Linked DNA regions of Mus musculus: all the other regions are linked to region 1. A link is a loop called in an ENCODE intact Hi-C map of the cell type or tissue named here. Cell type or tissue: left cerebral cortex. All regions are shown on one strand.

Region 1 (8,000 bases):
ATTAGCATGTACCCGCTCGGGAGGGGTTGGCGCCAGACTCGGGCTTACGCCTGCGCAGTGGTGTTGTTTATGACAATGGCACACCTGAAACCGGCGCCATCTTAGAGTTGGCTTCCTACAAAAACCTGCTCACTGGATACTTACTAAGATTACCATCTTTGGTTGTCTCAACCTTGTGAAGAGGGTGACATGTCAATCAACTCTGTTTCCCAGGTAAGACATCATAGGCAGATGGAAGCTGCCTCTGCTGCTGAGTGTCAGAGTTGGTTCAGAGCCAGCAGCCTGGCCACTGAGGCCACATGCTCAGCCATTAGGCAGGGGAATAACCCCAGGTTTTTCAAATGAGGTTGTTATAATTCTAGGAATTTATCTAGAGGGAAAACACGACTATAGCAATACAGTCTGAAGGCAGATCCAGGGCCTTGGAAGAGGCCTGAGAAAGACCTGGGTTTTATCCGCTTCATAGTAAACCTGCCTTTGGCCTCAAGGTAATCATGTATGTCACTATCCAGTACTGTAAACATGAGCTCTGCTGTTAAAACACAGACTGTCCCAAGACCTGTAAGGGGGTGGAGGGAAAGGAACAAGAAAATAACCACTCAACCACTCAATGTGAAACCGTAGGTGGATGTTCTGCTGTTCTGGGTCAAGTCGGTGTGTGACTGTAGGTTTTTCCTATGTGCCAAGCTCTATGTTAGCCTGTAGGTTGTGCAAAAGTGGTGTGTGTGTGTGTGTATACAAATGGGGGCAGGGGCATGTATGCACGCATGCACACATCTCAGAGATTAGGCATCCAGCACCATGTAAATGCAAAAAGATAAAAACAATAACACCTACCCATGAGAAATTAAAAAAAACAAAAACAAAAACAAAACAAGAAACAACCAGGGACCAGAGAGACAGCTCAGAGGGTAAGGCTAAGCCTGACAACATGCCTTTGATCCATGGGGTCCCAAATTGGGGAGGCGGGGAAGGGAAAGAAAGTAAACTCCCTCAAGTTGTCTCTGGCCTACACACACACACACACACACACACACACACTCACACACTACTTAGTGCTCCTGAAGTCCTTGTCCTAAGTAGGCAGGTGTCAATACTGGCATCTTCCCTACTTCACAGATAAGAAACAACAATAAATCATGGAGCTGAATTCTGATTTGTCATTTTTCCCAGTGCTGGTAAGTGACCCTCAAGCTTTGCATGTGTTAGGCAATGCTCTCCTGAGCTTCATTCTCTCTATCTTATTTTGACACAAGATCCTGCTCGGTTATTTATCTCAGCCTTGAGGTCACTTGGCAGCCTAGCCACGCCTTATATGTCTTATCCTGCCTCAGCTTCCCACAGGAACTATGAGCATGGGTCAGTGAATCTAGCTCAAATGTATTCCTTCTTGGCTGAGAGAGAACTCTCTGACCTTAAACACTGAGACCTGCCTGCCTCTGCGTTCACAGTGCTAGGATTCATAGTGTGTGCTGCCACGCCTGGCCTCCGACAAGCTCATTCATCAGCCCCACCCTTAACTGCTCTACTCCTCCACTGCTTTGGGAACACTGAAGTTGGAAATAAAAACTAACCAGAGAGCTGAAGCTTCAAAATGGCTCCACCCAGGTTCCTTCACACAAAGCTTTCCCAGGCCTTCCTTCTCACCCCCCTTGGTGTTGCTGGAATAAATCACTCATCTCTTTCCTTAGACCACGGATTTCTTGACAAGAACCAAAAAAATATTTGAGGAATCAATAGCAATAAGTAAATACACGTAGGATCTGGTCAAGTGGTCTGTTGACTCCATGACAAGCAATTCATGCACTGTGGGTTTGAGGTACAACTTAACCGTGCAAATGGGATTTGAAAAGTGGTGAGAGAGAGAGAGAGAGAGAGGAAGGAAGGAGGAGGAGAAGTCAAGTGAGGGCAATTGAGAAAAACGACACAGGTAGGAAAGATCCTGGCATAACTGTATCAGGTTCCCGTTGCCACATATGATTTAAGACAACGCAAATTTGTTCTCTCAAATCTATGATATCAAAAGTCTAAAATCAAGATGCCAGCAAGGCTATGCTCATCCCAAAGGATCCCAGACAGGATCCCTCTTTGTTCTTAGCATCTCAGGGTTTCTGCATCCTTTGGCTGTGTCTCCATCTGTACATTACCCACTGTCTGGCTTTCACTGTTATATCTCCTGACTCTAACACTCCAGCCTCTATTACTGCTGTTGTTACTGTTATTATTACCATCACCATCATCATTATCTCCGCCACTACCACCACCATCATCCTACTGAACCTACTCAAAGATTTTGAGATGGTTTTCCCACCTCAAAATCCCTAACATAATTATATCTGGAAAGTGTCTTTTTGATGTAAGAAATCCCATTCTTAGACTCCTCAGGTTCTGAGGGACACCACATCTTTGGAAGGCCACTCTCCCACCTACACCAAAGGGAAGCAGGAAAAAGACAGTGGAGACTCTGGAGAGTTTCTGGCCCATGAAGTTAAGCCAAGTGGATGGAGGGTCCAGCCTGGGCTCTTTCTAAGGCAAGGTGTTTGGGCTTGTATAGTAGATAAGAAAACAATTGTGGCGTGTGGAAAGGGGGAAAGGACGTAAGAAAAGCATGCTTTTGGTGACTGCTGTTTGATAGAGTGGACATTTGGTTGACAGCATCTTCTTCAAATGGACAATACTAGCTTGTCGGTGCGTAAGGCTTTGTTTTCATATACTGTCAGCGTCTCAGAGACCATCACCTGTGTCCCTGACTCCAGCAGAGGTAGTACAATGCAGTGCTTGCGCAACCATGAGAGCCCTTGGATAGTGAGTGAGCCCACAATTTAATTCTGGTCTTTACTATATGATAATGATGCCCTGCCCATTTCATTTCCCCTTTCTCTAAAATGAAGCTGGTAGCGTGTGGACCTCAGAAACTTTGGTGAGTAGTGAAAGAAAGTTCTTACCAGGCAATCAACAAAGAAGAGCTATTTTCCTTAGAAACAAACCCCTTATTGGTGAAAGGACAATGAACTTGAAGTCAGCTGAAGGAAGGACTGACATACTCTCTGAAACTAAAAGAAGCGATTAAAGATAGAGTCTATAATAAGGTCTAGTACGTGCACTTATCCTTGCCTCCCAACCAGGAAACATTAAAGGTCTGCTTTAAAACTGTGCTGGAAAATCCCAACTCTCTGTTGTCCTCCATGTAATTTCCAATCAACCCTCATTATCATCCAAAGTCTGACCTCGTTCTGATGTCTGCACGAAAAACCAAACACAATCAATGCGTCCTTGCACTCAGTCTACATGGACAGGTTGGTGAACTTCAGTGGCTAAGGAAGCCCTGGCCAAGAGGTCTGAATTAACCTTCACTTTGTGCCCATTTCCAGGAAGAATGAGCAAACAGCGGCGGCTCCCTGGCCTCAGAGCCACTGCCTGGTGTCTGGCACCCAGAGGCTTCCCGGGCCGACCTTGTGGAGAAAGGCCAACAGGGAGAAAGCCACAGCCAAAGGAACACACAGAACCTGTTCCACGCGCAGACGCCAGAGCGGCAGCCATTGGCGTTCGGTGCGAGCCTGTCCAGCCGCCCTGTGCTCCATCACGCACACTACAATGAAATTCAAGGAGAGGGCTGTGAAGCAATCCTTCCCGGTCCTGAAAATCACAGCGCGCTGCTGGAAGCGATGCTAAACCCTTTGCAGCACACCCGGGCACATTCATCAGAGAGGCAGCTGAGCCAATTGAGGTGACTGTGCTGTCCGTTTGCCTTCCCAGAGATGCTCAAAACCAAACCGAACTGGCAGCGAGCTGGCTTCGCGGGTCCACGCGGGACAGCAGCCAGGCCAGGCGTCCAGTGACAGAGCAGGTTGGCCGCCCAGCCTCCCAATTCACTGGCTCCTCTGGCGACGCAGAGCATAGTTCTGAGGGATAAAAGGAGATCTCAAGCAGAAAAGGAGATTACAAATCAGAATGATTCAACAACAATAACCGAAAAAATAAACCCTGGCAGGCACGGCACTGGGGCCTGGTGAATGCCAGGTTGGCCCCCTTGGCTCGTGCTCCCACCAGTAGCAAAGCGAATTACCACCGAGTTTCCTAAATCCTAAGGGCTCTGACCGCAGGATAGCAAACTGCATTTCAATGTGAAAAGCTGTTGCTGACTGAGCCAGGCTGGCAGGCCTGAAAACACCTTTTACTTACAAAAAAACATGTTTGGAAAATGCAGCTGTTTGCCTGCTAAGTTATACTACTTTGTAACAGACAGGAAGGAAAACAACAACCTCATACCAATAAATTCCATCCATCTTTCCCACTCAACACGATAGCTGGTCTCTTCATAATCTTTCAGCTCTTCTTTTAAAAATCAGAGAGATTAAAGGGAAAAGATTTTTATCTGTTACTGTTTGGTTACCCTTAAAGGTAGCTTTAAAAACAACACTAAAAATATATTTTTTAAAAAGGTCAAAATCAGGATGGGCTTGGATAGTTATGTCCAGTAATGTGAGTTATTTCCCTTCTCTACCCAGTTACCTTTTCCCCCCATTTAGCCTGTTTTTTACAGTTCAATAAATATTTTTCCAAGCCCCACTTGCCAAACAAAAGAGTTTAGCTTCAGTATTATCCTCTGACAAATATCCTTATGGTCTCAGCACATGTGAAAGCCATTGATAAACAAATTAAAATTCTGTCCCAGCACAGAGCTCAGCTGGCCCATTTTATCTTGCAGTATGGGTTTGTAAAGGTCTGGGTGTCTGTCATCCTCCCCTAACCTTGTCTTTGTCAAAGGGGTACAAAAGCCTGCCCGCTCGGGGCCCTTACGATACTGATTAGCGTGAGTGACAAAGTGGGACTGCAAGTCCACTCAGCCTTTCATAATAAATCTATCAAAGAGTAATAGAATTCCATCAATCGTGCCTCATCCCCGAGGGTCGCCGGGCTGGGATGGAGAGTGTGTTCCGTTGGGATTGTACAACTGTTATTATTCAATTACGCTCTTTTCTTCCTAGTTAAAGACCATGATATCATTATCACTTAATGAATACATATAATTGGATCTGGACTCTGTGTTTGGCTGATGAATACCGCTCACTATTCATTCAGTCTCAGCTCATCTTCTGACCATTTATTATAGACTTTTGGCTGAAAACCATGATGACAAAGGGAATTTGAAATTAGCTGCGATTTTATTCAATGCTCAGTTAGGCACAAAGACAAAATAAAATTTTGATGCTTAAATGAGTTGCGAATGGATTAAGAAGTTTTGCCTAACTCAGCAGTATCTGATTTACACATACTGAATACACACACACACACACACACACACACACACACTACACACACAGTTAGTACAAAACTATCTTAAACAATCAAACAACTCCTAAAAAGTAAGTTTTTTTTTAAACAACCCTCTAACACTTTTCAGGGAAGATTTACTATTTTAATGTCATTAAAAAAACAGATTAGCTGTGAAGTTGCCCCCATGCCCCCCCCCCCCACACACATACACTCACACATTAAAACCTTTGCTTTCAAACCTACCTAACAAACACAATTTTATGATTAAATAACATTTAAATTTGACCAAGCTAAAGCGCTTGCACCATAGTCTATTTATTATACCCAATATCAAGTCCATCATTAAGTTTCATCATACAATGTGCCCCCAAAGGAAACTAGCCCTCCTATTCATATTGTTGGGAGTAAATGTAGCATACCTCCTTTGGATCACTGGTGAACAGGCTACCTCATTAATCCTAGTTAGTACATGCTGCCGGGCATGTGGAGCCGCCAAATCCAGATGCTCCCCACAGAGGCTCTCCAGGCAGTTAGGGAACCACGGAGCACCACCTCAAGCCTTCCATACATCACTTCAAATTAAATTTACATTAAGTGCTACTCCATCAGAGCTGAGAGAAGCTGACATCTTTGGAAAATGCAGATGATAATCCATTAAATCCTATTATATACATGTCTTCTAATTTTACTTAAGTCCATGCATACCGAAGTATGAGTTTGTGTTAAAAATTAAAGACCCTTTTACTAGAACAAAAGACTTTATGAACTGTTGACTTTCGGAGGTTTCATTACAGGGGCAGGCTAGTCTATCAAGGCAAGTAGGCTTTTTTCTGTACAAATTCTAGTTAAATATTTCTTGTGAGGACTTGTATTGGGGTTTGTTTTTAAGTCTTCTCTCCCCTCCTGCCCCTCAGGCCCTCTCAATAGCATGATCTTTTTCATCCTCTATTCATGGTCTTGGTAATGTCTGCATTAAACATTATGAATGAGCCGGTGGAACGTGCATTGTCTCTTTTTGCTATTAAGAAAATATTTGCTGGCAGCTTCCAAACTGGCAGCCAGGAGAAGTGGCTGTAAAATCACCACAGTGAAAAGGTAAGGTTTAATTAGTCCATTATCACGTATGTTAATCCCTTTATATTTTCATAGTCCTTAGTCACAGCTACTTTTACTTTGATGAGTCTCTGCTAATTTCCTAGCAGTGATCTTCCTGGGGTTGATCCTAAGCACTGCAGTGTTTGTGTGTGGTGGCAGCATCCCGTGCTGACGTTTCTGTGGGATTTGTTTTTGTGCTGCTTAAAGCTGGAAACAATTGGAAATTGGGACATATTCAGAAGAATGAGGAAATAGGTGATGGTTTCTGATGAAAGAGCTATCACAAAGCCAGAAGACATCTACCAAGAAATAACACATAGCACACACATATACACATGCACACCATACCACATACAAACTGTACACAAACACACACACTCCACATTTTAAAAAAAGCACACAACATGTGAACACACATAATTTTAACGCGATTTATCAGACCCTTTATATTTTAATCAAAGTTAGGTTTTTCTACGCTGGATTTTTACACATTAAAGCAGTTTTCAGGCTGTGCCATTGTCTGTGTCTGTATTTCAATAAGCGTTCTTCCTGGGTGAGAATAAGACCCTGTCACTCCACCCAACCAGAATCTCCTTTTCCATCTGTCACCTCACTCAGGTAATATTCATTTCTCTGTTGGCTTCTACTAGCAACATTAAATTATTTTACAGGTACCAGGCACCAGCTTCATCAAAATTTACTTGTTGCACAATTCTTCAACGTACGTACACACACACACACACACACACACACACACACACACACATATGATTTGACTACTTACTTTATCATAACAAACTGAGTCCCCATGGAATGGAATAAGAAGTGACCACATCAAAAGCTGTGTACACACAAGGCCCTCTGTAAGTGGTCATGTTTTTGTGTTACAAAGAGACCTTTCCTAAAAGAGGTCAGGTTAATTTAGTGCAACTCTTACTTTAACATCTTTAGACATTTGCTTTTTTTGTTAACTATCATGACCTTTACCCTTTGAGCTTAGGGTACCAGCTAACCACACATGTGTTTAGGCACAAAAGAACGATCGTTAGGCTGACACCCTAGATCCAAACCCATATAAAAACCTAAAGTGGCAGCATTCTTATTATCATTCAGTGATCAGTAAACTATGTTATAGTACAAAGGCCATATGAAAGCCAGTATGGGGATTTCATATAGAGTCTTATAGAGTATACCAACCTCACCATAATCCACTCTCCTTGCTGTAGACATTTCTTTCAATGGTTTCCAAATCCCTGTCACAAGGGGTGAATGGCAGATCACTGGCAAGATTCACACAGCTGCACTCAGAGGATAGTTTTCAGGGATCAGTTCTTTCCCTCTGCCACATGGGTCCTGGGAATTGAACCTCAGGCTTGGTCAGGCTCAGCTGAAAGCACCTTAATCCACAGAGCCATTTCCCCAGCCGCCTTGATTTTCCTTCTTGTCCCATAAGATTCCAGACACATAAATACATCTCTTTCTTTTCTCCTTCCTTCCTTCCTTCCTTCCTTCCTTCCTTCCTTCCTTCCTTCCTTCCTTTCTCTCTTTCTCTCTTTCTCTCTTTCTCTTTCTCTTTCTCTCTTTCTTTCTCTCTGTTTGTTTTGGGTTTTTTGGTTTGGTTTGGTTTG
Region 2 (8,000 bases), 77 kb after region 1:
TGGAGGCCAGCCTGGTCTACAGAGCCAGTTCCAAGACAGCCAGAGCTACACAGAGAAACCCCTCTCAAAAAGCCAAACCAAACCAAACAAACAACTGTAAAACCCTGACCCAAACATTTTGGTTGTCCATCATCAAAGGAAGGGAGGAAGGAGAGAGAGGAAGAGAGAGAGAGAGAGAGAGAGAGAGAGAGAGAGAGAGAGAGAGAACATGCTCTCAAAGTCACACATGGTAACAAGAGAAGGATGGGGGTCACAGAGTTTTGAGAGTGGACGATAGTCCCATGAGATTGAAGCACAGCGCGCAAGTGAAACTGAAAGATATATTGGAGACCCAGCCTGACAGGGTGAGCCTGTAATCCCAGCTGTTCTAGCCGATGAGGCTGAAGGGTCAAAGGTTTAAGACCTGCCTGGACTACTAAGCAAGTTCAACGATAGCCTGGTCAACTTGATGGGATCCTGTTCCAAAATGAAAAATAGCAAAAGGGCTGGTCATGTAGCTTATTTGGCTAGCATGCACAAGGCCCTGGGTTCAGTCTCCAGTAAGGGAGAAGGGGGAGGGGAGGAGATAGGAGAATGCTCAGTGGTTAAGAGCTTGCCAGTTATATACAAGGTGCTGAGTTGGATCCTTTGCAGAAAAGAGACAGGAAGAGGGGAAGGAGTACAGAGGGAGGGGGTAGGGGAGAGGGGGAGGGAGACAGAATGAATATCAAATATCAATTTAGTCTATGACCATACTACCCTGAATGTGTCTGCTCCTGTCTGGTCTCAGAAGCTAAGCAGAGTTAGGCCTGGTTGGTACTTGGATGGGAAGCTATCATATCGGTTAGACCAGTGATGCTCAACCTGTGAGTCACAACCCTCTTTGAGGTGGTCTCCTAAGACCAGTGGAAAATACAGATATTTGCATTACAATTCATAACAGTAGCAAAATTACAGTTATGAAGTAGCAACAAAAGATCTTTTTATGGCTGGGGGTCATGACATGAGAAACTGTATAAAAGGGGGACAGGGTCAGGAAGGTTGAGAACCACTGAGTGACAGGCACAGCCAGGTCACATCTTTAGAAAGAATTCAGAACTTCACTTTTCTCTCCTCTCATTCTATTCTTCCTTTCCTCTCCCTCTCTAGCGCTTCCTTCTTCCTGACTGCTCCTGTTCTTTGAGACAGGGTCTAACTCTGTAATCCAGGGTGGACTATGTACTACAACTCACTGTGTAGCCCAAGCTGCCCTGAACACCAAACCTTAGCAAGGCTGAGACTGCAGAGACATGCCACTACAGCCAGCAAGAGATAATCTTTATTTATTTATTTATTTATTTATTTATTTATTTATTTTGGTTTTTCGAGACAGGGTTTCTCTGTGTAGCCCTGGCTGTCCTGGAACTCACTCTGTAGACCAGGCTGGCCTCGAACTCAGAAATCCACTTGCCTCTGCCTCCCAAGTGCTGGGATTAAAGGCGTGTGCCACCACGCCCGGCTGAGATAATCTTTTTATCCTTCCATAAACAAAGAGGCAGTCTCAAACGGTTTTTAACTGAGGAGGTGACTAATATGCCACAACTGATTCAGGATTAGATAACCTGGCTCCCGGAAAAATGACTGAAGAACAAGAGATTGAAGATTCCCCCACTCTGAAGTTCAGGAGATTGAGCCGAAGGTCCTTCCCATGCTACCATGCTAGGCAACTGCTGTTCTTGCGGCCTGTGTCTCTGAGAGCATTCACCACTCTGTTCTCTCTCTCTCTCTCTCTCTCTCTCTCTCTCTCTCTCTCTCTCTCTCCCCCCCCCTCTCTCTTTCTCTCTCTCACCCAAATTTCATATTACTGTGGACCCTCTCCCTTGTAAAGCAGATACTGCACCAGGTATGATGATATATATACTCTTGTCATCTCAGCACTGAGGAGTCTGAGACAGGAGGATTGTCACAATGTCAAGCCTGGGTTACACAAGACACTGTCTCTACATAAAGACTTAAACAGTTTTATGAATTTTACCTTCTAAATCCTCTCCAACCCATGATTTCCTCAGCTTCAGCCCCCACACTTTAAACTTGCATCACCTCTCATCTCAGGACAGTGTGAGTAACCCCCCCTCTCTTTTCAATTGCTTCCTCTGACCCCCAAAGGGTCATTCAAAATGTTACTGTGTTTGTATATTTAAAACCTCTTTTTCATTTCTCGGCAACTTTGTACTTGATTTGTTTGTTTTGTTATTTAAAATCAAGTATTAACCAGTTTAGAAGCAGGTATGCACATGTGTGGCAGCATATGTGTGAAGGTCAGAGGGCAACTTACGGAAGTCAGCTCTCTTCTTCCACCATGCAGATTCTGATGAGTAAACTTGTCAGACCTGGCAGCCAGCTCCTTTACCCACTGAGCCATCCTGAACACACTGTTCATTTGTTCCTCTCTTCACCTGACCAACTGCTACTCACCATCAGAGACAGTTTAAGGCTGTTTCCTTTGGGAGATGTTCCTACATAGACCTCTGTTCCTTTCCAGTCAGACTACTACTATGCCTTCCCATAACATTCTATACTATTATCACACTGAGGTTTAACTGTGGAGTCCTTGAAGAAGTACTCCATCAGATCAGGTTGTGTCTTACAATCTGTTCTTCTGACCATTGTTTGAGCCCCACACTTTGGGTGCTGTGCAGGATGCCAGGGATATAGCTAGAGTTACAGTGGTTATGTGCTACCCCATGTCAATGCTGGGAACTGACTTCAGATCCTCTGCAAGAGCAGTACAGGTCACTTTTAACATCTCTGGCCCCGGGGTTCCATTTTTTTACACTCGCTGTTTCTGTACTTTCATTCTTCTTTGAAGTTCTGTTCATATTTCTACCATTCACTTTCCTACTAAATGCCCCTGGCATTGCAGAAGTCCGGTAGGCATTTCACAGAGTACCTTCCTTCCCATGGGAGTCACAGTTTCTACTTCCCTTCTTCCTAACTCACATCCCAAAAGTGGGCAGCCTTCCTTCTCACTGTGGTTTGACCTGCAGTTTTACTGGTTTTGTTATTTATTCTGAGCCAGGGTCTCCCTACCCACTCCATGTTGGCTTGAAATAGCATACCCATCTTCCTCCTGCCTCAGCCTTCAGAGTGCAAGCAATCCTGGGATTAAGGGTGTGTACCAAGGGGCTGGAGAGATGGCTCAGCAGTTAAGAGCACTGACTGCCCTCTTCCAGAGGTCCTGAGTTCAATTCCCAGCAACCACATGGTGGCTCACAACCATCTGCAATGGGTTCGCATGCCCTCCTCTGGTGTGTCTAAAGACAGCTACAGTGTACTCATGTACTCATATAAAATAAACAAATAATTCTTTTTTTTTTTAAGGGTGTTTGCCACCTCACCCACAAATGGAAGGCCTCATCCTTTGCCATTCTCCACTCTGTCAGGGAACTGATGAAACCATCTCTTTTCTCTGCCATAGCATCTGGTAGAGCTGGGAAGGGAGATTCTGTAGCAGGCTCTTTTTCAGTCCTTTAATTCTTTTCATTTCTAGCACTTTCCGGAGCCTACCACAGGCCAGTTAAGTATTACTGAATGCATTAGTCATAAATAAATACCCTGTCCTTCCAAATTAGGTTGTGGGTGTGGTTTCTAAGAGGTTTCTACATCACAGGAAAGCTACGAACGAGAGGGAGCCAGAAACATCCAATTTGGGTCTAGGGGCGAAAAAATGGGAAGGTACACTTTTAAAAAGTATGTGGAAAGTTAAAAGTGTGTTTCATGATCCTGGATCGTGTCACATGTGTATATGTACCTTAAGCACAAGGCTTCGGTTTTTGTAAACTCTGTTGGACCTCCTATCTGAACAAAGTATGCACTGCATTGGTGTTTCTGTGTGCTTTCCAAGTGAGCATTTTTTCCTAGGATATGTGTGAACCAGAGACGCGGTGTTTTCAAGGGAAAGATAGCCTGGGCCGGAACTGAGGAACCAAGGTACCATTTGAAATTAAGGTTCTCAAAGCGTATATTGCCGAGTAGAGAGAGAAGAGGGAATTCCTGCAAGAACACAAAACCATGGCGATTTTGAAGGACAGAGTTCTAATAGGTGTTCCAGGTCATTCAGGTACTTCGGGGCCATGCATAAGTAGGAAGTGGATTCCATGCTTCCCCTCAGAGAATCCTTGGGGCGGGGCGGGGGACTGGATACTCCCAGTCCTCCCCTCCCCCTCACAAGGCGGAATCCCCACGGGGCTTTGGCAAACCGGTGCAACGAAAGCTGCAGAATCGCCCTCTTTCCCGCTGGGTCCAGAGAGATGGCAAAGAGTCTTAGGCCGGGTTTTTTTTTTTGCAACCGCACCCCCTCCCCACCCCGCCCTCTATCGCTGTCCCTGGGGATCTGCCCCCAAGGCTAGGAGGGCAGGACAGAGTAGCGATGTGGAGAATTCGATGTCCGAGCGACCTCCTCGGAGGAGTGGATCGAGTTAAATATAACTGCGCGAATGGAATGGCGCTAAAAATAAGGTAGCAGCTGGCAGATCCTCTGCCCTGTCCCGGGAAAGGAGGGGGCAAGAATGGTTTCGCCCAGGGAGTAGCTAGGAGGTACGGCTTCCGCAACCTGGGTCGGGGGACCACTGAGGCTCCACTAGATTGTCCGGAAATGGAAAGGGGTAGCCGTCTGGGGGGCGAGTCTCAGGTCTGGCCTTGGGATGCTCTGGGCTTTCAAAGGGGTCAGAAGGCTTGAACATGCGCCTGGACGTAAGGGTCGAAGGGCGGGGCATCCAGATATCATACCCTGCCGCCAGGGGGAGCTGAGCACTAGGAAAGACGCGGAGCTTGGGAGGTTGATGGGTGGGCCCTCAGGATGAGGGTGCATCGTTGTCACCACGCACTCCCTCGAGGCCCACGGTGGTCGCGTCCTCTGAGCGCCCCGCCCTACCCGTCTCAGGGCCCCATCATCAGATCCACAATTGAAACGTTTCCAAAACGGGCTATTTATTTGTTCCCAATAAATCGATCGGTGGTGATTAAGAAATCGATATGGCCTGGGTGGGCGAGTCTCGCCGCCAGGGAAAGGCGCTTTTGCGCGCGCCCGCAGGACTACGGAGGGTAGGTGCGGGCCACAGAAAGGCGTGCCCGGACGACCACACCCGAAGACAGGGTACCTGGGCACTCTTGCTCAGGGCTGTCGAATCCCCTCGGGCTGCAAGCCGAGGGCACGGGTGAGACTCGCCACAGACCCTTCCTTTTTTTTTTTTTTTTTTTTCTCCCGCGCGCGGTAGAGCTGAGGCCGCCAGCGGCCGCCGCGCGGCCCCGAGGCTTTTGTTGCTCCTCGGCTGGCTGAATAGGGATTTTGTAAAGCGGGACAGATAAAAATGAGCAGCATCATATTGTTTGACAGAATGATCCCGCGTGATGAAGTGTCGGCTCCGAAGGGGGTGAAAATGGTGAATTCCTAAAAACCCAGCCCTCGGCTTCTCCAGCAGCTACCGTTAGCCTGGAGGGACCCAGCGGACGCCGGGCCCGCGGTGTCGCATCGAACTGCGTCGGCAAGACTCTAGCTTGCAATGCCAAGTCATTTTTAAGCCCTGATCCTGCCCAGAATCTTTCTCCTCGCGAATGAAAAGAACAATTTTCGAGAGAAAGGCTCGTTTTGATTAAATCTGACATGCTGCTGATAACTCCATGCTAATGTGAAATAATTAACATAATAGCCATAATTAAAAGCACGCTAACAATGCCATAAATTTATCACACAATTTTACTAGCTTTCTGCCCCTAACTGCTCTCTCATCGTTAATTAAACGTGTTGCCTTTTACAGAATGGATGTTTATACATTTCCAATATAAATAAATTCGAAACCATCCTCTCTCTCCTCTCTCTCTCTCTTCTTTCCTTTGGTCTCTCGCCATTCATAGGCACGCGGATTGTGTGTACCAGGTACTGAAAATAAATGAAGTCTCGAGATGTTAAATTTAAACAAGAACATTAAATTAGCCTCTACCCCCTCCAACCCTCCCCAAAAGAGTTCTGGAGAGTTATGGGGCCCAGTGTTTGTGGGTCATGGTGTGTTGAAAACACTACCCATTAGGCAGATGAAATAATCTGCATGGGTTAGGGTCCCAGATATCACCTCTGCCTTTCCCATCTCCCTTGGTGGCAAACATCCAGACAAAAAGGCTGATGATGGTCTATTAAGTCTACGAAAATTGTCCAGAAGGAGCGGACTTTGGCTTGGAGGCAGGTAATGGATCCCAGAAAGGAAAGCTGTCTTTCAATTTCAATTTTTCCACCATGGTTTGTTTTCTCTGCTAAAGGAGGTGGCTGCCTTGGGTAGAGAGACGCTATCCTAGCTTCTCCCAAGGTGATCTCATCTTCCCGGGTTGTTAGAAAAGTGCATTTGCCCACAGGAATAATGACTATATGCCTGCTTCAATGATTTGGTCAAGCGATACCATAGTCCCTGACTTGGAGGGAGAGAGAGCTCCTGGGGTCGCCTAGGCCTGACTGGACCATTCTGATTCCCGCACTCTCTGACCCTATCCTCCTCCCGTGTTGACCACCTAAGAATCCAAATTGAGTTGTAATTAATTTCCCCCTCTCCATCATAAATTGGCCCATCCACATCCTCTTCCAAGACGCACACACTAAATCTCTCCTCTGGAGACGTCTCAATTTTCCTTCCATCGATCCTGACCCTACTCTTCTTGCTTCCTTTTACTAGAACCTAGGTTCCCCCTCCACTCCTGGACCACTTTCAGTGGCTTCCCCAGCCCTTTACTGCCAACTCTGCCAGTCCCAGGAGAAACCGGTGTCTCTCCACTTCATTCTCATTAGGCGGAATCGGTTCCAACACTTGAGCAGGTGAGGCCGCTGGCTGCCACCTTACTTTTAAATATCTCCTGGGAAGTTTGCTGGCTGACCCAAGTTGTCATTCCCATTCTTAACTGTGTTACAGTGTGCGCCCCTTCTCCCTCAGCGACCCCAATAATCTTTGGCGACTGAATGTTTATCCTTGCTCACCATTTCGGTTCCCTGTGTCACGCCTCCCACCCCAAAGTATATCACTCTCCCCGATTCTTTATTTCGGTTGCAAAGTTTCGCGGTGTCTGAGGACATAGGTTTTTAGAGGCAAGCTACAATCTCACCGCTAACTATTTAGCGCGGAATCCAGCTGGCTTCAGGCAGATTCCCGCGGCGATGAGCCCTCCCCCCCGCCAACCTTTCTGCCTCTCACCTGTACTACACTACCGCTTAGCTGCTGCTTCCTCCAGCACAGAGGCTGTGCCGAAACTGATGTCCACCCGAAGAGAAGAAAACCACAGAGGGTCCCCAAACAGAGCGATCACGGGAATCTCTGCGGTCTCCTCTAGAAATCGATATTAAGCCGCTAGGCCCGCGCGGGCGACGGGTTTGGGGACAGCAGCCTGAGCGTCTCATCATTTAGCTAATCGAGTCGAAAAGTTTCTGTAGGGGCCGGACCCAGCATCAGATGGTAACACTGATTGAACAAGAGATTAGCACAATAGATCTCTAACCGAGGGGAAGCGTTGCTTTTCACGCTACGCACCGTAATTAATGGTATGAATCAATTAATTTGACTTTTATTGTGTCGAAGGAAAAAGGCGCAACAAATGGAACCGGCAGCTGGGAGTTGTTCACCACCCCTTTCCCCAGAGAGGTTCCAAGGAGATACACGGGAACGGACCGCCCAGATCCGGCCTTGGCGAAGGGGGAGAGGCAGCCGTCAACGAGGCGGACAAAGTCTCCTGAGCCAGCTCAGGCTAGCCGGGAAATCGAAATTAGGCTCATTTGGAGACTAAAAAGCGGCCTCGAGAGCAGCCTTGAAGCCAGGGTTCTCGCGCGCGTACAAGCCTTCGCCAGAGGCTCCGCCATCAAGATCGCGGTCCGGTCCACTCTGAGCCTTGCGCCCGCCAATACAACTGGCAATCCAAGTTGGGCAAAAGGTTTTCCTAAATTTGTAAATTTGGATCGTGTTTTCTTTTCCTCCCCACCTTCCTTTGAGTTGCTTGAGCAGTCGCCACTG
Region 3 (8,000 bases), 88 kb after region 1:
GCCGCGGGCACGGCGGGCGCGGCGGGCACCACGTCGCTCATCAAGTCCGAGCCCAGTGCGCGGCCGTCGTTCAGCATCGAGAACATCATAGGCGCGGGATCCGCGGCGCCCGGGGGCTCGGCTGGGGGTGGTGGGAGCGGCGGCGGAGCCGGGGGTGGCGGGGGCAGTGGGGGCGGCGGCGGCGCGCAGTCCTTCCTGCGGCCGCCCGGGACTGTGCAGTCGGCTGCGCTCATGGCCACGCACCAGCCCCTGTCGCTGAGCCGGACGACTGCCACCATCGCGCCCATTCTGAGCGTGCCGCTGTCTGGACAGTTCCTGCAGCCCGCAGCCTCAGCCGCAGCGGCTGCGGCCGCCGCCGTGCAAGCCAAGTGGCCCGCTCAATAGTGATGAGCTAGTGGCCGGGCCGGACGGCGGCCTCTGGCAGCAGCCTGCTCTTCCAGGCGGTACGCCCTCTCTGATCCTGGTCCATCTGTCCTGGTCCTGGTCCTGGTCCCTCTACCCAATCCTGGACTCTGCTACCCGCCCCCGACTCCCCAACACTGACCAACAGCGGCCTCCATCCCCTCACTCACCTAAGCTGGCGGAGCAAACTCAACCCGCGTCCGCTGGGAATAACTTTCCGTACAGGTAAAACTGATAACCGAATTTCCAAAAATGCACCCCGACGGCGCCTGTGTTCTCAGTACTGTGGGGGTGGGAGGGACATTCTTTGTACATATTTGTATAAAAATCATTGACTTTCCTTTTGGGGTTTTTATTTTTTTAAGAAAATAAAAAGCAATTCAGTAGATTTAGAGCTTTGAACTTTCATATTTTTTTGAAGGTTCACTCTGCGCAGTTTTATCTGAGAAAAAGAATGTATAAAGACGTTGGGAGATTTTAAATCCAAAAAAAATTTTTCAAAAAGGCGAAGTGTCATTGTATTATAAAAGTCTGTTTATATATGAATGAATATATATGGTATTCTAAATGTTATTCCATCGTGTTGTACACAATTTTGTAAATAAATTTTTAAAATGCTCAGCCTAGTGTTTTAATTAGGTGTCTAGCAAATGGCAAGATTTTACAATGGAATTTGCATTGTCTTCCCCAGAAAATCTAGCAGTCTTAAGTAATGACCTTTTCAAACGTTGCAAATTCACAATTTGGGTGTAGAAACATTTGAATTTGAAAATGGAAAGAGCGTACTTAATTTAAATTATATTAATATGTGACTTTTCACATAACCAGGATAAGGATGACAATCCCATTCATATCAAGCCACTGTGAATGACTCGCAGCTCCTGCAAAGTGTGCTGTCATTAAAAATCTAGGCAAAAGCAGCCTTGTTCATTTTAAAGAACATTGGTCGAATATAACCCCCTAGGCAAACTTACAAGGAGTCTTTGGTCATTTGAATTGTCCTTTCAAGAACAAAATTCCAAACATCTCGTATTTTAGCATTTAAACCTCGGGTTTTTGGAATTCCTTTTCATCCCTTCATTGGAAATGCTAAATCTCATTGATTTTTAAACTCACATGGTACCATTTTGGCCTTTGTATTGAAATAGTATCTTGCATTACGATGATAGGCAATAGATCGTAGGGTTTTGTTTTTTGTTTTTCCCAGAAAAATATCAAGTAAAATCCCTCTTTTTCCATTGCAATTATCAACTCACATAACTAGATATCTAGAGGATTCCCGAACCGGTAACCCCTCCTCTCGAGCCTTTCAGAAGGCCAAGGAATCATAATACTCTTCTAAAGCCAGGTGCATGTTACCTCCGCCCTTTTTTTCTACCTTAGCCAGATTCATGCTTTTTTTTTGAGAGAGAGAGAGAGAGAGAGAGATCTAAGGTAGGAGTAGGAAATATCCTTGTAGATTATTTTAGGTATGCATTTCAGCTGTTTCAATGTTTTAGGTTAAGTAGAAATGAAAGGTCTAGACATGGGAGGTCTGTTGGGCCACCACCAGCATACCCTCAAACGGCATCAATTCTAATTATTTTGTAATTAATTAGCTGTTACAATTACTTATGCGAAATCAGTTTTTAACTCCGAAATCATAGGTAGCAGCGATGTCAATTCCACCCTGCGAGCGTCTTGTCGGTAAAACCCAGCAATGTCAGCAGTCGTGTCCACTCCTCGCTTCCCACTCGGAAGCCGAGCCTTTTTCTCGGCGGCCGGCGTGGGCTTGGGGGTCGCTCTGAAAGACACTTCCTCGCATATACCGACTCTGTTTTCCTGGTAAATGATAAATGCTGTGTCCTGAGTAAACATTCCGCCGAAAGCGGAGTCTTAAAATAAAACAGGCTGCTGGGGTGAGAGTTTTTAACTTGATAAACAACCCGATAATGAGCCCTGCTGAAGAAGCTACTGTAACGTTCGGCGAGGAGAGCTTTACTTCGGGCGGGTCCCTTCTAATCTCCTTTTACAAGGAAAACTAAACGGATCTAAATTGGTTTGTGCGTTGCAGCTATAAAAGTCACAAGTTGTTTCACAGTTGTGTCTGGCTAATCGGTTTTTACACAAACAGCAAATGGTACACGATTTGTGCAAACACACAGAGGTTACTTCTAAATTTAGCTGGCACCCCTGGGAAAAGAGAAAGGCAGGGCTTCTTGAATTCACTTTTAGCCTCAAGAAGCTGCTGATCCAAGGCTTCTAAATGACATTGGATAACAGGGGCCTCATTCCATCCCTGATCCTTTGTTACTTATAAAATTACTCGCTCATATTTCCGCGCATAGCAGCAATACCGGCCGAGCCTGAGCACGCAGCCTGACACTCGGACACAAGCTGCCGCTTGAGATCTGCAGTGCCTTTTCCAGCGACGCATTAGGCAGCGCGGTGTAGAAACCACGGCAACTTTCCTTCCAGCCACTTTCGCTCTATCAACAACAGCCTCTTCCCCGTGTAGTTAGAGGATGGGACATCTCATGCCCAAACACCAGCGGCCAGTGTTTATTGAAAGTCCTGATGTAATACCGGGAAAGTAGAGCCCAGCCATACCCTTGGAAAAGAATTGAGCTTACGCTGTTTAAATGGTGAAGATTTAGAGAAGACGATGAAATTTTTTTTTTAAATGTAGATAAATGTACTCAAGCACTTAGTAGGTTGGAGCAAGCTTTAAACACAGGTTTGATGTTTTTAGACACGCGATAAAAGGTGATGAAATCCCTCTAAAACTGGGATTTTAAAACAGTGCGATTGCCACCTGCTTTTTATTACAGCTTTAAAAAAAGAGAAATTAAAAGAAAAAAAGGGAATAAATAAAGGACACAGGTTGGGTATAAAGGAAAGATGCTAGCCTTTTAGTTACACTCCGATTTAAGCATTCATTCTTCGCTTCCTCAGGCAAGGATTTCCAGACATTCAATTCACTCTCGAAGCCTGGGACTCCTAGTGTGACCTCGGGGTGGAGTTCCCAAGTAGGCCTCTCACCCAGTCCCTTGCGGGAATGTAGGGAGGATTCTGAAGGTTCAGGGGAAAAAAAAAAAAAAAAAAAAAGTGAAATGCTCATACTAGCTGAGCGGAATGTAGCTGCGATGGCGGATGTGGCCTGTAGGGGGCGACGAACAGATGGAAAACTCCCGAGCTGTTTTTGAAGCTCCAATGCCAGACCTAAACCCCTCGCCCCCAACCCCTCCCCAGACCTTTTCCTAGCCAGGCTCTGAACCAACCCCCCCTGACACCATCCTTCATTCTCAGGTCCTGGAACTACTAGGTCGAATCTCTGAGAAGCTGCTATCCTTGGCCGGTGTCCTGAAAGGGATAGGGTCTGGAGGCGAATTTGTCCTAGAAATTATGAAACAGTGAAATTTAGTGATGAGAAAACACTGTCTCGGAAGCAACTAAGAATTATATTTGAAGTTATTTATTTTACACGACTTTATGGGAAGAACCTTAGTAGCGAAGAGAGCACGGAAAGCGGGGGGGGGGGGGGGGGGAGGGGGGAGGCGGAGGGGGTGCGTTTTAAAGCAAGTGCCGTGAGAACTGACCCGAAGAGAATGAACTGAAAGAAAGCCAGCTACAGAGACATGAGTCTATGCAACTCCACCTGTGTCCCGGGAGGTGCAGGCTACAGCAGGATCCAAATAGTTGGGGTGGGATGGGGGTGGGGGAGGCAGCAAGGTGAGAGAGGCCTCTCAGAAGGCATTCCAACCAGGTATATCCTTTAACTTTGGCCAAGCAGCCTGTGTTTTGATTTTGGTTTTTTTAAATCTCCCAAATTGTTTGATTCTACCTGCAGAATTAGGTTTGTGTTAGTTGAGGGCGGGGGGGGGGGTGTATAAACTGTGAAGTGCCCCACGGTCACACCGATCTCTCTCCTTTTCCCGCCCCCATGGTCTCTAGACAGAGGAACAACGCTGCTCTAAACACCCAGGTGTTCGCCTTGGTTTTGAGCGTCTTGATTTCATATGTGCAAGAGTTTTCCAGGATGGGTCACAGAACCAGTCCCAGCACCCTGTGGCAGCTCAGAGTGGCTTGTCCAAGATTCCAGTCTCAAATCGTCCTGGACGCCTGTGCTCTGGGAGGAGAGTACCCACCCTCAGATCCACACCGCTGAGGGGCTATAGTCTCCTTTCCTACTAAAGAGGTTGCTTCCATTAACTAACCTGGGCAAGTTGGGAAATGGAAGACCTGCGCTGACAGAAACCCATTAGCTCCAGGCCTAGCTTCGGAGGCGAGTTGAAGATAATCACATCGCAAAAACGCCTAAAAAGACCACCCTCCTTCGTCGCCCTCTAACTGTTGGCTGGGTGGCACCTACAGCCACTTATTCTCCACCGCCGCCCCCTTCTCATGTCCTTTTATGAATGGACGAGCCATTCTTTGCTCTCTGGGGTAAAACTAACCAAAAAGGACTCTGTACCAAATAGTATTTGAAAAGAAACATAGGACAGACGATCACAACCATCCCGGTTTTATTTATTCACATGATGTTTTACATCGGAATTTCCCTAAATTACTCTAAGGATTACATTTTCCCTACATTTTGTGGAGAATTAAATTAGTCCACTTCCCTGATTTCATCATAAAACCAAAAGCTGCTTTCCTCAGAGGACTTTGTGTTTTTGCACACAGGTCCATCCCGCCAGGGGTGGGAACCAAGGCGATATCATTTCCTTTCAAAGCTCACACCTAGAATACGGCTTTACAGCGAGTGTCAAGGAGACTCGTCCCCTTCACACATACATAGCTACAGAAGACTCCTTGACTTGCCCAAAGTCAACCACCAGGCCAAGCTGGTCGAAGTCTCGAACACGAAGGAACGTGTTCCTTGCCCGAGGACTGCGCCATCTGGGGAAAAGAAAACAGCCGGCCCTGGGGCAAACGAAGGTGGGAGCTGGAGAAAAAAAGCTAAGAGAAGCGCCAGGCATGGGCAGCTGTGGAAAGGGAGCAGCAGACTTGGGCCTTGGGACCTTCCTTCCACCCCGGGTGCCTTCCCTTAGCATCCCGGGGACCGGTGCCTCGGGTACCGCACTGAACAGCTCTGTCCGGACCGACGGCGGCTTGACCTTTCCGTGAGAATTTAGAGGGGAGAACGCGGAGACTTAGGCCAGAAGCTCTCTTGGCCAGCTGGGCAAGCAGCCCAGCCACATCGCTGCAGGGTCAGGAGTGGATGTCATCGGTGCCCGCCACCTGCTCTCTGCGCATCACTCCCCCTACATCAGCCTCCAGGGTTCCAGCTCCCCCAGCCTAGAAGTGTAAATGGGAGAAAGACCTGGAACGCATTAGGAAGGCTACCCAGCGCGGAAAGGCACCCACTGTGAAGGTGGTGTGGAGAGGGATACGCAATTGGCACAAGCCCTCTGGCTGAGTCCTGCGTTGTCCAGCTGCGTGCGCTCAGGAGGCAACCGATGGGAGGCAATTTCCCCCAGAGTCAACCTTGCAGCAGAAGCCGCAGCTGGGATCTCAGGTAAGTTACCATGCTCGGCTATGGCTGAGGGTCTCAGAAAGAAGCACCCTCACTCCACCATGGCCCGCGCCTGTGGGGCCTAAAGGGACCCCGCATTAGAAGAGTCTCGAGAAGCAACTTTTGGTTCCTTTTCTCTCAAGACACCTCCCACTCCTCTCAACAAACGGTAGACAAGACTCAGTCTTCATCTAAAACACACCCTTTGTCCTTGTTACATCCTTTTCTGCAAAGGGCGTATGTCCGATTCATGGGGAATTTTTCACTAATACAACCTCAGGCACTAAGTTTTCTCATTGCTCTCAGACTTCACCCCGGAACGCAGCGCCCCCTCCAGGAAGCCTTCCTCAACCTTCCAATTTAGGTTAGTCGCTCCTTCTCTGAGGTCACCCATGCGCAGTAATGACTCAGCTATTCATTCTCTGGTTCTCTGATGAACCCCTTACTACCTAACACTGCTGGACACAAGGGGAGCATTCAGATTAGAAGCATCTGACCTCAAACATGGGCTTGGAGACTCTGAGCTGATCAAACCAGGTCTTAAGAGTTGGAAGGAGGGGCTGGGGAGATGGCTCAGCGGGTAAGAGTGCCCACTGCTCTTCCAAAGGTCCTGAGTTCAAATCCCAGCAACCACATGGTGGCTCACAACCATCTGTAATGAGATCCGATGCCTTCTTTTGAAGACAGCAACAGTGTACTTAGATATAATAATAAATAAAATATTTTTAAAAAAGAGTTGGAAGGACTGTTTTCTTTCCATCCTTTTCTCCGGGCCTTTTCTTTATAATAAATAAATGCTTTTATAAACACCCTGTTAATTTTTTTTGACGAAGAATTTTAAAAAGCATTTATTAGAGATCTAAAACGTGTAAGACACATGAGCTGTTCATTGGATTTTCTGAGTATGTTTTCTTTGCCACCATAAAATCGGCCAAAGATTTCTTGCCTGAAATAGCAGCAGACGCACCCATGTAATGGGAGATCCCTCAACTGCCTGTTTCATTCACTGGGTGCTTCAGCTTTCAAACTGAAGAGAAAACCACCACCTCACACTTAGGGCATCCTAACTTTTTTTTTTAATTCTTTTTTTTTAAGATTTATTTATTACTATATCTAAGTACACTGCAGCTGTCTTCAGATGCACCAGAAAAGGACGTCAGATCTCATTACGGATGGATGTGAGCCACCATGTGGGATTTGAACTCAGGGCCTTCTGGAAGAACAGTTGGTGCTCTTAACCACTGAGCCATCTCTACAGTCTGGGCATCCTAACTTCAAAGTCTTTATTTTCCTGGGAAAGGGTAATCGCTTTAAAAGAGCTCTTTGCTTGAGTTTTTATAGGAAAGATGGTGCCAGTCTATGTTGGGATTCTTTATCTAGAAACACAAAGAATCCATTGTGGTTTAGCAGCTACAGTAAAACTGGGTAGGTGTGGGGAGGGGGTGTCCCAGTATGGTCTGGGGACTTTTCTCCAGGATCTGTGTGGAGACCACCTTACCTGGGACTGGATGCAGATCACAAAGGCGACAAGTCTCACAGAATGGTTGCTAGCATTTTGTGTCTCACTACCTTCAGATAAAACTATTTTTAGAGAGTTCAATAGGGCTGGAAAGATGGTTCAGCAGTTAAGAGCACCAGCTGCTCTTCCAGGGGACCAAGTTCTCCATTCCCAGCACACATATGGTAGCTCACTACCATCTGTACCTCCAGTTCCAGGGCATCCAATGCATTCTTCTGGTTTCTGCTGGCACCAGGCACACACATAGTAAACATGCATGCAAACATACATACGAACAGACAGACAAAACATGCATACACATAAATTAAAAATTTTAAAAGAAGGTTAAATAAATTGCTCTTTCATTGTGTGTTCCTGGCATAAAAGTTGTCTTTCAAAGCCAGGTGTGGTGGTACATGCCTATAATCCCAGCACCCAAGAAGGACAATGAGATCAAGAGTTCAAGACCAGCCTTATACCTAGTATGTTCTTATTTATTTGAGACCCTGTGTTGCATCACTCCCTAAAGTCATCTCTTACTTGCAACTCATTAAAGCCATTTGACTTATGGAAGTAGGGACTCGGATGTCTTTAGAAGATATT

What was found. Hi-C counts contacts between places; a loop is a spot of excess contacts. Peaks named below come from ENCODE experiments on the same cell type or tissue, not always from the same donor. Only the 100,000 strongest peaks of a DNase experiment are listed, where the experiment ranks them.
Region 2: it touches region 1 in a loop (3-fold over the local background); 5 of 42 quality-filtered maps call a loop at or near these places.
Region 3: a loop joins it to region 1, with 2.1 times the contacts of the local background. A loop is called at or near these places in 9 of 42 quality-filtered maps.

Annotation. Positions count from the first base shown.
Region 1 is chr4:99,569,426-99,577,425 of GRCm38, forward strand. No RefSeq gene overlaps it. Among named protein-coding and RNA genes, the nearest start is that of Gm40211, 4.1 kb to the left of the region's middle. In left cerebral cortex, no CTCF peak of the experiment used is centred here; DNase peaks (open chromatin) are centred at 3,576 and 3,601; H3K4me3 peaks cover 607 bases.
Region 2 is chr4:99,646,069-99,654,068 of GRCm38, forward strand. No RefSeq gene overlaps it. Among named protein-coding and RNA genes, the nearest start is that of Foxd3, 6.2 kb to the right of the region's middle. In left cerebral cortex, a CTCF peak has its summit at 4,744 (motif pointing right); a DNase peak (open chromatin) is centred at 5,540.
Region 3 is chr4:99,657,651-99,665,650 of GRCm38, forward strand. It overlaps Foxd3 (forkhead box D3), which reads left to right. Exons shown (of 1, transcript NM_010425.3): 1 at 1-1,021. The coding sequence ends at 384. Among named protein-coding and RNA genes, the nearest start is that of Foxd3, 5.4 kb to the left of the region's middle. In left cerebral cortex, a CTCF peak has its summit at 3,533 (motif pointing right); DNase peaks (open chromatin) are centred at 1,298, 2,484, 2,600, 2,774 and 1 more place.